Regions from separate parts of the Homo sapiens genome. Here region 1 is linked to region 2. The links are chromatin contacts, found by Hi-C in ENCODE. All regions are on one chromosome and are shown on one strand. The core of a region is the stretch at or near the end of the contact, and the rest is flanking DNA. Distances in the headings are between cores, read along the strand shown. Region 1 overlaps LINC02789 (long intergenic non-protein coding RNA 2789). Region 2 holds the start of NEK7 (NIMA related kinase 7).

Region 1 (7,261 bases), core at 1,628-4,127, 1.0 Mb after region 2:
AGTAGGCACTGTCTGATTCCAGCCTGGAAAAGCAAAACTACACAGCAGAGATGGACCAGCCAGCTGTCTCATCAGGAAAGGGAAGATTAGTGGAGGAAAATATAAAGTTGAATCTTTTCATGTACCACAAGTTCTACTTGATTTGACCTGCCAGGTTACACCTTAATTCCAGGTGGTATTTAGATTGAACATAGACTTACATAAAATCAAGGCTTCTGGCTTGAAGCTATCCTCTACCTCTTGCTAGTCTCCACTGAGGTGTCTAAACACACTGACTCTTGAATTCTTGACTCCCACCCCTGCTGCATCAGCTGCCTAAATAATTAATGAAATTCCCCCTCAGCATTGGAAGGGTGCATTAACCACTTCAGGGACATCTTTGCAGACTCCATATATTCCATCAATAATCTAAGAACAAACAGAGAAAGCCCCATCAATGGAAGCCACCTTGGCTGATGAAGATGATGTGATTCCTAAGATATGGTGTGACTGCCATTCAGGGACTGAGCTGTATGGTCTGCTCTGCAGCTCTTCACCATAGCATCCTTATTCTCCTTGTTTCAGCTTCCATTTATGCCCTTCATTAGGACAATTGAGATATTTGGGTCTTCTTCACACCTTATTGGAACTGAGGGAGATGAAGATAATCTCTCTCTGTCTCATTTCCTCTCTCTCTCTTCTTCTCTCTCTCTCTCTCTCATGAACATTCTTTGAGGCTACTTCCAAATAGGTCATAACATGTTTCACTAGAAAAAAACCTGTGAATCTTGAAGTGCAAAGATTAAAACTGTTCAATATGTACTATGGTTCTGGGTGTGGTGCCTCATGCCTGTAGTCCCAGCACTTTGGAAGGCTAAGGTGGGAGGATCACTTGAGCCCAGGAGTTTAAGACCAGCCTAGGCAAAATGGTGAAACCACATCTCTACTAAAAATACAAAAATTAGCTGGGTGTGGTGGCATGTGCCTGTAAACCCAGCTACTTGGGAGGCTGAGGCACAAGAATCATTTGAATTTAGGAGGTGGAGGTTGCAGTGAGCCAAGATCACGACACTACACTCCAGCCTATGTGAGACTGCAAGACTCTGTCTCAAAAAAAAAAATATATATATATACATACCATGTATTGGACAAAGGTAGATCATAAGCAAAGTGATTTGGAATAAGCAAATATTTATTAAGTGTCTTTTCCATGAGAGTCAATATATTAGGCGTCAGACAAACTAAGGCACTGACAAAGAAAGGACGGCATAGCTGAGAAGGCTATAGCTGAAGCAAGACTAGCAGGATCTGGGTAGCTACTGGAGATGGAGGTAAAAAGAATCAGATGACTCAGAGGTTCTCATATTAGTAACTGGGAAAAGGATCATGCCATTGGCATAAACATAAAACCAGGAGGACAAGCAGGTTTGAATTCTGTTCTGAAAGTGAAGAGTAGAAGATGTCAGAAGGGCAGCCAGCAGGCCTTGGAAATCAGGCTCTGAGCTTGGGAGTGAGGTCAAGAGTAGCAATTCACACTCGACACTTATACCCAGAGCAGTGTCATTTGAAGCTGTGAAGATGTGATCACTAAGGGAAGAGAGAACTGGAAGATAAGGCCAAAGTCAGAACATTTGGGAGCCCCTATACTAAAGGGGACAAGAGGAATAACAAAAAGTGAAAAAGAAAAAATATAAAGGTCATATCAGAAACATTTTTATAGGAGATATCTTAGCATACCCCTTCAGAACTCTTTTCCTCAGACTTACACAAACCAAATTGGATTCAATAAACCAATTTTAACAGATATGTTAAACACATGATATATACCAATTAAACATTCTGTAATTATTAAATAATAAAATATGTTTATGTAAATCTAACACATATCTTTATGACAAATAATAGGTGCTTTCCCCGATAGTTTTCTTAGGTCATTGTTTAATTACCTTTCACTGTTTCTTGGAATATGATGCCAGCTTATTTTCATTATCATCACTGGAAAATTTGGGAAAGTAGGAAAAAAAGAAAAAATCTATCTTACTATTTAATAGTTTGTGATACAATATATTAATAATTGAACGATAATTTTACTGTTACTCCAAGTAATCCTAGAATCTGATAGACAGGAAATCAGGGAAGTAAAATAACTCAAATATGCTTTAAAGACATGTTAAGTAACTTTTCCCCTTTCCTGCTTATATTTGTGCCAAATAAGTAAAACCAATATAATTGGAGAAGAATGGGAGGTGATGCTGCATTTATTAATAGAATGGTCACCAGCATGACTCCTCCAATGACTGAAATAATAAAATATATCACAAAAATTGAAAGGGAATACAAATTCTAACAAGATTGGTATAAATTTTGCATTAAGAGCCTCAGAGGTCAAGGATGAGGGCTTCAGAAAAGATTTTTCATTTTTTAAATATAAAAAGTCTTGTAAATCTTCAACAATCATATTCTTTAGATTTGAAGGTAGAAGTCAGATAAGTCCAGTCCATAGGATTCAGCAGCGTATAGAGATAGAGCAAGGAGAGAAAGATTGTCTGGACTTGTCTCTTATGAGGAGCAGCACTGCAATAAAGGGAATAACTAGGGATTTTAACTTAATGAGGTGACAGGATTGAGAAATGTTTTTTCTTTCTTTTTTTTTTTTTAACATTGCAATTTTCAAAGTGTTTGTTGATTTAATGTCTGACAAGGGATGGAGCAAATGTGATAATGAGAGTGATATCCACAGAGAATTACATGCCCTCCTTTATTTCTCCCAGCCTCCCTGAGGTTAGGTTTGAGCCACATGACTAGTTCTAGCCAATGGACTGTAAGTGCAAATGATGTGTGTCAATTCAAGAGTGGATTTTCCAAGATCTCTTTTCCACACGAGGGCAAATTTGAAGTCTCATGTTGCTATGGTTGAATCACAAAGTGGAAAGCCCCTGGATTCCCAAGCTACCAGACATATTACCTATCTATTGCTGTGTAACAAACTACTCCCAAACAGATGTTTATCATCTTACAGATTTTGTGGGTTAAGAACCGTAGCATAGTTTACCTAGGGGCCTGTGGCTCAAATTCTTGCATAAGGTTACTGCAAAGCTGTTTTCTGGGACTCTAGTCTCCTCCGAAGGCTCAACTGTGGTGAGGGAGTACCTACCTCCAAGCTCACTTAGGTTTGCTGGCAGGCCTTGGTCCCTTGCAACCAGTACCTCTCTACAGGATTCCCTTCTAACACAGCAGGTGACTTTCCTTGAAGTAAGTGATTCAGGAGAAAGTGTGAAAGTGTTCTCAAGATGAAAACCACAGTCATTTTATAACCTACTACTGGAAGTGCAACCTATTATTTCTGAGTATTTAATCATTAGCAGTGAGTCAATAAGTCCAGTCCATATCCAAGAATACAAGATGAGTCAAGGAGATATAGAGGGGATGAATACAAGGAGTCAGGGATGACTGTAGGGCCATCCTTAAGGCTACCCCAACACACCAAATGAAGGAGAATACCCACTAACGGAACTTTGCAGGAGTACAAACAAAATCTTTTGTTTTATGCTATAGAGATTTTTGAGGTTGTTCTTTTAGTATAGCCTCATCTCTCATGACTAATAAAAGCTCTAGTAGGAGACAGAATGGAATTGAACCATAAAAAGCTAACCATAAAAGTAGATGAAGATGATAGGGCATAATAAAACATCAAAAATGTATTCAAATAGTATGTTCATAACAGACTTCAAAAAACAATTTGGTATAGTACTTTAGACATGACTATGTGTACCTTTCATTTTTAAGCCTATTCTTATATGATTTCAAATACCATTAGTACTCCTAAATGATGTCAGTGTGATAGAATCTTTTTTTGTGGTGATTATCTAAGGCTGCCTGTATGCATGACTGTTAAAACATGCCTAGAGACTTTACAAACAGATGGTTCTTTGGATCTTCCCACAGACTGTCAGCATGAAAGTGCAACTAACAGCTTTCTGTGATCTTCTATACCTCTACTTCCTCCTTTTAGTTACCAAAATTGATTTTAATTTTTTTCTCACACCTCAAGTTTAGATAATCTAAAGTAGGTCACTCTGTAGCATCTAAAACACTCCCAGTAGCTCTGTTCAGAGTGTGAAGTCAGACACTTTTAAAGCATTCAAAGTGAAAGCCAGCACTGGGAAGAGAAACATAAAATGTGTTCAAGTGGTTCTCTAACAAAACAAGATACAATCTAGTTCCTTTAATACAGTAAAATATGATAATAATTTTCAATGTTATTTCCATAAAGCTTGGGATAGACATTGGGTCTTGTCATGACAAAAAGTCTTAGCATTGTCCTCTTGTTGGTTAGCTCCTTTCCTGCTCCTTTCATATTTGCAAGTGCTGGGACATGAGCTCAGTTTCCAAAAGACCTACCAAAGAGGTATATTGGGTTGAATGGTGTCTCCCCAGAATTTACTAGAACCTGTGTGAATTTACCCTTTATGGAAATAGGCTCTTTGTAGATGTAACCAAGTTAATACGAGGGCATGCTGGATTCGGGTGGGCCCTAAATACAATACGAATGATGTCCTTACAAATAGAAAAATGCTGACGCAGAAACACAGATACAGAGGGAAGGAGCCAGAGATTGGAGTGATATATCTATAATCCAAAAAATGCCAAGGATTGCCATCAACTATCAAAAGGTAGGAGAGAGACATGGGGCAGGTTCTCCCTCAGAGCCTCCAAAGGGAACTAACACTGATAACACCTTAACTGCAGACTTCTAGACTCCAGGACTGAGAGAATACATTTCTATTGTTTTAAGCCACCCAGTTTATGTTAACTTGTTTCAGCAGCCCTAGAAAACTGATACAAGAGGAGAGGAAGAGACTCATGCTTGGGCAAGTGTGGCCACCCTGCCTCACCCTAGTACTAAACTCAGTCCCAGCCTCTGCTCTGGCTCTAGCCCAGCCTCAGATCCAGCCCCAGCCTATGCTTCATTTCTAGCTCTTCCTCCAGCTCTATCTCTATTTCCAGCTCCACCCCAGCCTCAGCCCCAGTCCCAAGGGCCAGCATTATATCTTATGCTCCTCCCTGATTCAGATGGTTGGCAGGAAGAGTAGTGAGAGAAAAGCTCCAGTCCCAGTCCTTCATCTCTAAAGTTCCCTGGAGCTTTAAAAGCAAGTTAGTTGTTCTTTGGAAAGTCCAATCAGTTAGAGCTTCAAAACCACACTACATAAACAAATTCCCTGCTTTCAAAAGATCTATAACATCTTTCCTTACTTCTTTTCCTATTTCTTGTCTTTACTTTTACTATTGTTCCTTCTTTCCCTTCAGAAAAATCCTTCTTCATTGCATCTTTTATGTTAAGGTTAAAGTCAAGAGATTATGACTCTTAGAAGAAATCATAGAAGTAAATTTTCATGACTGTGGGTTCAGCAATAGTTTCTTAATTATGAGACCAAAAATACAAGTGAAAAAAGGAAAGAGTAGATATATTGGGCTTCATCAAAATGAAAAACTTTTTGCTGCAAACTATACCATCAAGAAAGTGAAACAACAATCCACAGAATGGGAAAAAATATTTGCAAATCACATATCTGATAAGGAACTTGTATTCAGAACATGAAAAGAATCTTTACCTCTCAGTAATAAAAAGGACAACTAAGTCAAGTGAAAATGAGCAAAATATTTGAATACATGTTTTTCCAGAGAAGGTATACAAGTGACCAATGATATCATAAAAAGTTGCTCAATATCATTGGACAGGATGGAAGTACAAATCAAAATCTCAGTAACAGAACTTTTCACACTCAATAGAATGGCTGCAATAAAAAGGGCGGACAAGAACAGTGTCGGCAAGGATATGCAGAAATCAGAACCCTTGTACATAGCAGTGGGAATGTAAAAAAGTACAGGCATTTTGGAAAACAGTCTGACATTTCGTTGAAATGTTAGCCATAGAGTTATCACATGACCCAAAAATTCCTCTTACAAGTGTATATCCAAGAGAAATAAAAACAATGTCCATGTAAAACATACACATAAATATTCATATTGACATTATTAATGACAGTCAAAAAATGTAAATCATCCACATGTCTTATCAACTGAGGAATGGATATATAACTGATGTCTATATCCATACAATTGAAAATTTGTAATCGATAAAAAGAAATAAGAATCAAGTGCTGTGCATGCTAAAACATGAACGGCCCTTAAAAATAATCATATGATGTGAAAGCCAGTCACAAAAGACTACATATTGTATGATTCAGTTTATGTGAAATGTCCGGAATAGCTAAATCTATAAAAAAAGACTGTATATTAGTGGTTGCCTAAGGGCTAGAGAAGCGGTCTGGGTAATGGAGAGTGATTGTTAATGGATGCAGGAGTTTCTATTTGGAATGATAAAAGTGTTCTAAAACTGAACTGTAGTTATACTACTCTCTTTTGGGGGAATGATAAAAGTATTCTAAAGTTGGATGATGATTACACAACTCTGAAAATACTAAACACTGCTGAATTTTTTTAAAAATCATGAGCTATAGTTAAAGATTGCTATTATTTAAAGTTAAATACCACAAAGCAAAATGAATTGTGAATAATACTCAAATGAAAAGTTTTGTGTAGTTCATGATATTTTCAATATTACATTAAAAAGAAATTATACAGTCTTTTAGAATCAGTGGTGAAAACAACTTATTTTAATAAATATGTTTAATGTGACAAAAATGACTAGCATTTTTCAAGTAAAATGGATTTTCGTAAAAATTATTTTGTTTAGTTTAAATTTTGGAATCAAGAATTTAAACTTTTCTTTGCACTTGTCTTTTGGGCATGACCTAACTACTAGCTTGTAAGTCAACTGGTTTCTACATATCAGCCTTCTCAGATTCAACGACACCTACGTGTGAGAGTTTTTGTCCTAGCTTTCCTTTTCCTGCCTTTCTTACTTTATTTTTGCCTCGAGATAATGAATGTGGAACGCCATACTTTTGCAGCAGCTCTGTAGTTTTATGCTTATAATGGGAATCTGGAAACCAGAAAGTCTTCTGCCATATTTCCACATTTAAAAAAACAAATTGTGATGCAATGTAACTTTATTTCAGTATATCAGTTAGTTTAATTTATCTAAATTCAAGCATTTTTGCATTCTTGAAGTTTTCTAATCAGTCTCTGCAACTTTAAAACTACTTTTGGCTAATGTTAGGTGAATTTTCTTGGTAAGAGGAAATATGAATTGAGAGAAATTATATTCTTTTTAAAAGTCAAAGACAATCCCATTGCCTTGTGTGATTTTAAACATAGG
Region 2 (6,579 bases), core at 1,491-3,990:
GTATGTGTTTTGCTTTTACCAATGGAATATTTGGTCATAGATAAATCTGTAGTTTATTAAAAAACAAAAAACACCAAACTGGCTGGGCACAGTGGCTCACACCACTTTGGGAGGCTGAGGTGGGCAGACCATTCGAGTTCATGAGTTCGAGGCCAGCCTGGCCAACATGGTGAAACCCTGTCTGCACTAAAAATACAAACATTAGCCAGGTGTGGCGGCACATGCCTGTAATCCCAGCTACTCAAGAGGTTGAGGCAGGAGAATCACTTGAACCTGGGAGGTGGAAGTTGCAGTGAGCTGAGATCACGCCACTGCACTCCAGCCTGGGTGACAGAGCGAGAGGCTGTCTCCAAAAAAACAAAAAACAAAAAACAAAAAAAAAACCCAAAACAAACAGAAAAAAACCTTACACATACGTCTGGTCTGAGGTTGACATGTCTTTACCCTAAGGATATCTGGTTATTTTTTTCCTGCAATGTGTGCCTGTGTATGACGCCAGTGACACTGTTTCTATTGACTGACAGATTTGATTTGGTGTGACCTGATAAAATGATCTGGTTCAAATGCCAATTTCATTGGCTTTGTTCTTGCCTCCTTTCTTACCTGACATTCAATACATCAGCAAATCTTGTTTGCTCTTAGAAATGGAATCTCACCATTTTTACCACCTGCACTCTGGTCTGTCATCAATGTATTTTACCTGGATCATTACAATAGTCTTCTAACATCTAGTTGCTCTTAGGCTCAATCTGTTCTCCACAGTGCAGCTCTTCTCTCCCAACCCAAATCAGATTTGGTCACTCCTCCAATGGCTCTCCTTTTCATTCAGAATAAATTTTAAAGGTTACAAGATTCTACAACTATACCCTTCTTGTACCCTACTCCCTCTTCTGATTTAGTCAGCTGCTTTCCCACCGCTCACTGAATTCTAGCCTACACTGACCTCCTGCCTATTTCTCAAACATGCCAAGCCCACTTCCACTTAGGGTCTTTGCATTTGCTGATCCTTCTGTGTAAAATATTCTAACCCTGGGTAGCCAAATGGCTAATTTCTCACTTCCTTAGTTCTCTGCTCAAATGTCAGAGAGGCATTCCCAGACAAACATATTTAAAATAGCATCCTCCCTCCCCATGTCTCCCTACCCTGCTTTATTTTTCTATGACTCACCATCTGGCATAGTAGGTATTTATTGGCTTTTTTTTTTTTTTGGCCTTTCCGACTACAATATAAGCTCTATGACAGCAGGCACTGTATATCTCGGTGAGCTGTTGTATCCTCATTCCTTAGAACATTGCCTAGCCCATTTATGAATATTTGTTGAGCCACATGAATCAAGGCCTCCTTTTGAGATCGTGAACGTTTTCATTTATTTATTTATTTTTTTGAGACGGATTTTCGCTCTTTCACCCACGCTGGAGTGAAGTAACGCGATCTCTGCTCACTGCAACCTCCTCCCCGCCTCGGGTTCAAGCGATTCTTTTGCCTCAGCCTCCCCAGTAGCTGGGATTATAGACTCCTGCCACCACGCTCGGCTAGTTTTTGTATTTTTAGTAGAGACAGGGTTTCGCCATGTTGGCCAGGCTGGTCTCGAACTCCTGACCTCAGGTGATCACCCCCCCCCCCACTTGGCCTCCCAAAATGCTAGGCTTACAGCCATGAGCCACTGCGCCCGGCCATTTTTCTTTTTAAAAATAAACTTTCCAGATCTTAATTTCATGGCTTTAACATTTTAAATGTTTGAGGTATAATCTACTCATTCTTGGCTCTAATCTTTTTGTCAGGGAAGTTAAACTAGTGAGAGACCTATGAACAACAGCAACAATTTAATGAGCACGTCTTATATGCCAAGCTTTGTGGTTAAGCACTTTGCTTTATCTCACTTAATTCTAACTATGGTCCTAGAGGTTGGTATTACAACTAATCTCCTTTTACAGAGAGTTACTGAGACTTGGAGAGGTTAAATAACTTGCAGCCAGGTCACAAAATTAATCACTGAGTTGAGACGACAATTAAGGTATGGCCGACTCCATACTGCCTCCTAGCCGTCTCCTCGAGTAGTTCATGCCCTGTTAACTTAAGTCGTGAAGCTGCTGGTGTCAAAGCATTCCTTTTGCAGTTTCGTGTACTAGGGTTCTGGGTGATTTTGCACATATTTATTTCAAAGATCCTCCGTACCACACCAGGGAGTTTACCTTCTGGAATGTTGTTGAAGCCCCTGTCCTCTATGCTGGGACACTTTCATGCAACGTTTGCTTAGCCAGACTCAGGAAAACGCCTTTTTTTTTTTTTCTCATTTCCCTGCACTCCACATTAAACACAGAGGTAGTTTAAATCACCTGGTAAAAGAAGATGGGATCACAAACGCTGTGGTCCAGAAGGGAACATCAGTAAGTCGGTTCACCGCTTGCAAGTGGGGGCACTTACATATAAATGAAGAAAAAACAAGTTCTTAAAAAGCAGCCGACCCTGGGTTCTTAAAAAGCAGCCGGGGAAGAGGGCTCAGGGGACCGGACGCGGTGCCCCGCACCACGCTAGGCCTGACAACCGGAAGAGAGGGGCCAGGAGGGGCTCCTCCAGAGCGACTTCGGCTCCAGTAGGGAAACCGCCGAGGCTCCCCCAGCTCCAGGGAGCGCCGGGGACGCAGGCGGGAAGCCTCCATCGGGCAGCCGGCCTGGACTCACGACGCGGGGTGGGGCCGGCGCCCGCCCCGCCCCTCTCCTCGGGGATGCCGGGATGTTTACACTCCTGACAGCGGCGGCAGCAGGAGGAGGATCGGGAGTCGCGGGAGGATGGGCCGCCGCTAGGCTCGCACTCCGGACGCGCCTCGCAGTGCGCAGGGTGGGTGCCCCGCGCCTGCAGCGTCCGCCGGGGCGGCGCGGCGGGAGGTGGCCGACAGGCTCCGGGCCTCGCAGCCTCAGCCCCCGGCCCAGCGCGCTTTCCGACGGCGGCGCCGCGCCGAGCCACCCGCCCGCCCAAGGTCTCTCGCGGGCGGGAGAACGGAAAACTCCCAACTTCCTGGTGAGTCGCTGCCCAGGGTTCAGGCGCCCGGACCGGGCAGCTCCTGCCGGGAGGGGCCGCCTGCGGGAGTCGGGCCGGGAGAGGGAGGTCGGGACCGCGCGGGGCGGCCTCCGGGATACCCTCGCTCGGGGTAGGTGGGGCGGGGCGCGCTGCGCTCGAGGCGGATGGGGGTTTCGGTCTTGTTCGTTGGCAGCGGTGGGAGGGGGCGGCAGGAAACTTCATACCTGGCCCCGGCTCTAGAGGCCCGAGGCCGCCAAGGGCGCCGCGGTAACTAAGAAACTCCGTGGCCACGGCGGCGGCGGCAACAGGTCTTTGGTTTCGGGACCCGAGGAACTTAAGCGAAGTCCCGCCTTCCGGCGGATGCTCATTGGCGACGTCGGTTATTTATCTCTCGCGGATTGGTGAAGTCCGTCTGTCAGGATTCGGCAGCAGCCCGACTTAGGAAAGTGAAGTGCGCTGGGAGAGAGTGGGTGGTGGGAGCCGGCAGATAGGGGAGAATCCGAAGTGGCTTCAGAAGTACAGGGAGCGTGAGAGGTCTGTCGGAGAATGAACTTGGGAGAGACTCGGGATTACAAAATGTCGGAGAGAGGGATTGCGAGGCAATAGCGAACATTGCTGGTGATGGTGGCAATGGAAAAGAAATTGAAAACTGAGGCCAAAGTCAGAGAAGGGTAGCCAAAGGAAAACAGAGAAAAGTGACAAGACCGTATGACCGCAGAACAGTGTAAGGAAGCGAGCACAACCTAGAGGATGCTGCCTTGAGAGCTAAAGAACTTCTGTTGCCTCTGTTACACTGTAGGCCTTCACTCCTAAAACCGCAGCATCCTCTATTTAGTCTTGCACTGGGAGCGTACTGGGGTCGCGGAGAGATGATGTATCGTGTTCTCACCTTGCTGTAGTCCTCACTGGGGAGAAATGCTAAAAAATATACTTAGTTTACAGTAAGATACATGTTACTGTCCTTGCGCAATTCTGGTGACTGAACTGAAAATCAGAAATACACAGAAATAAAATGATTATTCTCCTTTGAGGTTACTGAGCTCAAGGATGCAATTGAAAACACCACATTTCCATAGTTTGTAGAGCCTAATGTACCCATCATAATGGGAACCACTGTTTCTAGTTCCTCCTCCAAGGAATTTACAGTTTCAAGGCTATGCACACTCCCTCCAGGCGACAGCAGTATGTCTTGTCAGGTTGCATTAGAGAATTAAAGTACAGAGTATGTGTATTATAAATATGTTCTGTTCAGGACCTTGAGCTGCTGGTGGTGTGGTCGAAGAATGGCATAGTCCTTGCACTCAAAAGCTACAGTATGTTTGGGACAACCGGTCAAACCCTGAAAACGGTGAACAGTAAAACAGGAGATACAGTTAACCCTCTAATGCTTTGTGGCAACTCTTGTTGAATGGCCGCTGAGTATTCTTGGTTTGTAACACTTGGTGATGGCCAAGTGCTCTTGAAACAGCTAACTTAAAATCTCAGCAGTTATTTTATTTCCAGAGGAAGGAATTCTCTCTCCCTCGGCGAGATCCAGTCCACAGCTTGCTTCACTCTTAGAACAGCGGCATCCTCTATTTGGTCTCGCACGGGGAACTTGCTGGGGTAGGGGAGAGGTGTTAGAGCTTTGAAAAAGCTTTGCCTCTCGGAGGAGTCAAAGGGGCAGTAACTGTATGGGGTGAGAGGAAGGCCTGCGAAATAAAAAGGCAAAGGAACCGTTTGAGGAGGCTAGTTGCCTTCTCGGGGCCGGTGTGTGTGCGGGGGTAGTGTTAAGGGGGAGGAAGGAGCCCGGGAGCCCGGAGGACCCTCCCGGAGGTGCGGGCCTGAAATTCCGCTGGGTGCCGGGAGGCTCCGCCCTCCGGAGTACTGACGGCCTTCGCAGCCAATGCGCAGCCAGGACCTCGCGTTCGGGAGGGCGGGTACTTCCTACTCCAGCCCTGGGCTCGGAGAAGGCCGCGTTAGTTCTTTTTCTAGGGATGTCTGCGGAAGGGGCGCCAGGCTGAGGGCCAGCCTGGAGAAAGAAAGAAAGGAAGGAAGGAAGGAAGGAGGAGGGGGGCTTCAGTTTTCCCTGAGCCATCCTAGGTGTCCCGTTTCGTGATTCAGCTGCACCTAGAACTTAACTACTACTGAAAGTTTATAGTAGATTAGAAGCGAAGTTGGTCAGCAGACTAAATATAGTCCATGTGACTGAGGCGGGTTTTACTCTGAAATTACCTGAAAATGAAAACCACTAAATGTCAGAATCTAAATCGTTAGGCGTTTTCACAACTTCTTGGGAATCTTTCCATGGTTAAAAATCTTACCAATTTAACAAGACTAACTTTATTTCTAAGCGTACAGACTCATTTTATAGTCTGAACTAGTATTTAGGTTTATTTATTTAGATAATACATGTAGCACCCACCATTGCTTTCCCCCTTTCATATTTTCCTGTCTGGACAATTTCGAGTTCATTTCCATCCCAGTAAAACAGCACTTACCCAAAGAATGAGGAAAGCACATATGGTATGATGGCAGTGTACTAGTAGAGGAGGGGAGATTTGATGCCTCTATAGCTAACATACCTGATTAATAAATTTAAAAAAAAATTGCATCGTAATGACCAGAAGTCCAGTGCAGTTACAGTTTGTGTAAATAAGTACTTAATCTCATAAGGACCTCATGCCCCAAATCTTTCCTGGTGCTTGCAGTTGATAGTTTTGGGCTCTGACTTACTGTAAACATTTAAGTATTCTTTTTTTTTCCCCTCAATTATTGCGCATTTACTGAAATATAGACTTCTTTTTTTCACTTAAATATGTGGTCTGAGATATCATTAGAGACTTTTACAGTGTTTCCAGAACTAAACACTATTTTCCTAGGAACTATCTGATGTTTTAAGAATGTACCTCTGTAGTATTACAAATGTCGCCACCATTCAGGGTACCTGAGAACTGGGCCTGAGAGCAGGGCCCAGTTAAGTGTTAGTGATTACGCACTTTTGGGGAAAAAAAAAGTAGGTAATTCCAAAATTTCTTTCAGGTTTTGTTTCCCTTGATTTTTTTTTTTTTTTAAATAGGCTTTGGTATTTTAAAAATGCACAGTGTAGTATTTAAAAAATACACAGTGTAGCTGCAGCTGCAGCTGCACAAAACAGCACTCTGTCCTCATTCCCGGTTTCATTCACATTTAAGTGTTTACCCCTTCGAATTTTTGTTGGAAAACTACGAGGGTAGGTATTTCAGTGCATCGTCTATAAAACATATTAAACTTAATGTACGACTTAAGGGTGTCTTGGAAATGCCATGTATGATTACTGTTTGCTCCGAATTGTTTTATCAGCACTTCATCAGGATTTATGTAAATATATAGCAAGATGTTTTAAGACGCATTTCTTTACCCTTTTGAGACTTTTTCAATTTAATTCTCCCCCCTCCACCCATTTTTGTAGGGAATATGGATGAATAACATTTGGTTACATAATTGTAATCAAATATATGCATTTGTATAATATAATGGCAGTTCAGAATTTTTAAATTGATACAATTCAATCTCAGAGTTATAAAACTTCTAAACTGCTG

What was found. Hi-C counts contacts between places; a loop is a spot of excess contacts on that map. Pooled maps may share reads with other maps.
Region 1: a pooled map shows a loop between it and region 2 (4-fold over the local background). The contact joins the enhancer-like site here to the promoter of NEK7 in region 2. A Hi-C loop is called at or near these places in 3 of 37 single-sample maps with no recorded cell type and 11 of 50 pooled maps.

The regions. Positions count from the first base shown.
Region 1 is chr1:199,169,579-199,176,839 of GRCh38, forward strand. All of the region lies in intron 3 of LINC02789 (long intergenic non-protein coding RNA 2789), which reads left to right. All of the region lies in intron 1 of LOC107985243 (a long non-coding RNA gene), which reads right to left. Among named protein-coding and RNA genes, the nearest start is that of LINC02789, 25 kb to the left of the region's middle. RefSeq lists an enhancer at 3,968-4,017. Within about 2 kb of position 2,878, at least 4 of the 41 ENCODE cell types and tissues checked have a DNase peak (open chromatin) inside an H3K27ac peak, as active enhancers do.
Region 2 is chr1:198,154,258-198,160,836 of GRCh38, forward strand. NEK7 (NIMA related kinase 7) reads left to right here and starts at 2,741. Exons shown (of 10, transcript NM_133494.3): 1 at 2,741-3,019. RefSeq lists enhancers at 1,927-1,986, 3,417-3,466, 5,006-5,225 and a silencer at 2,577-3,176.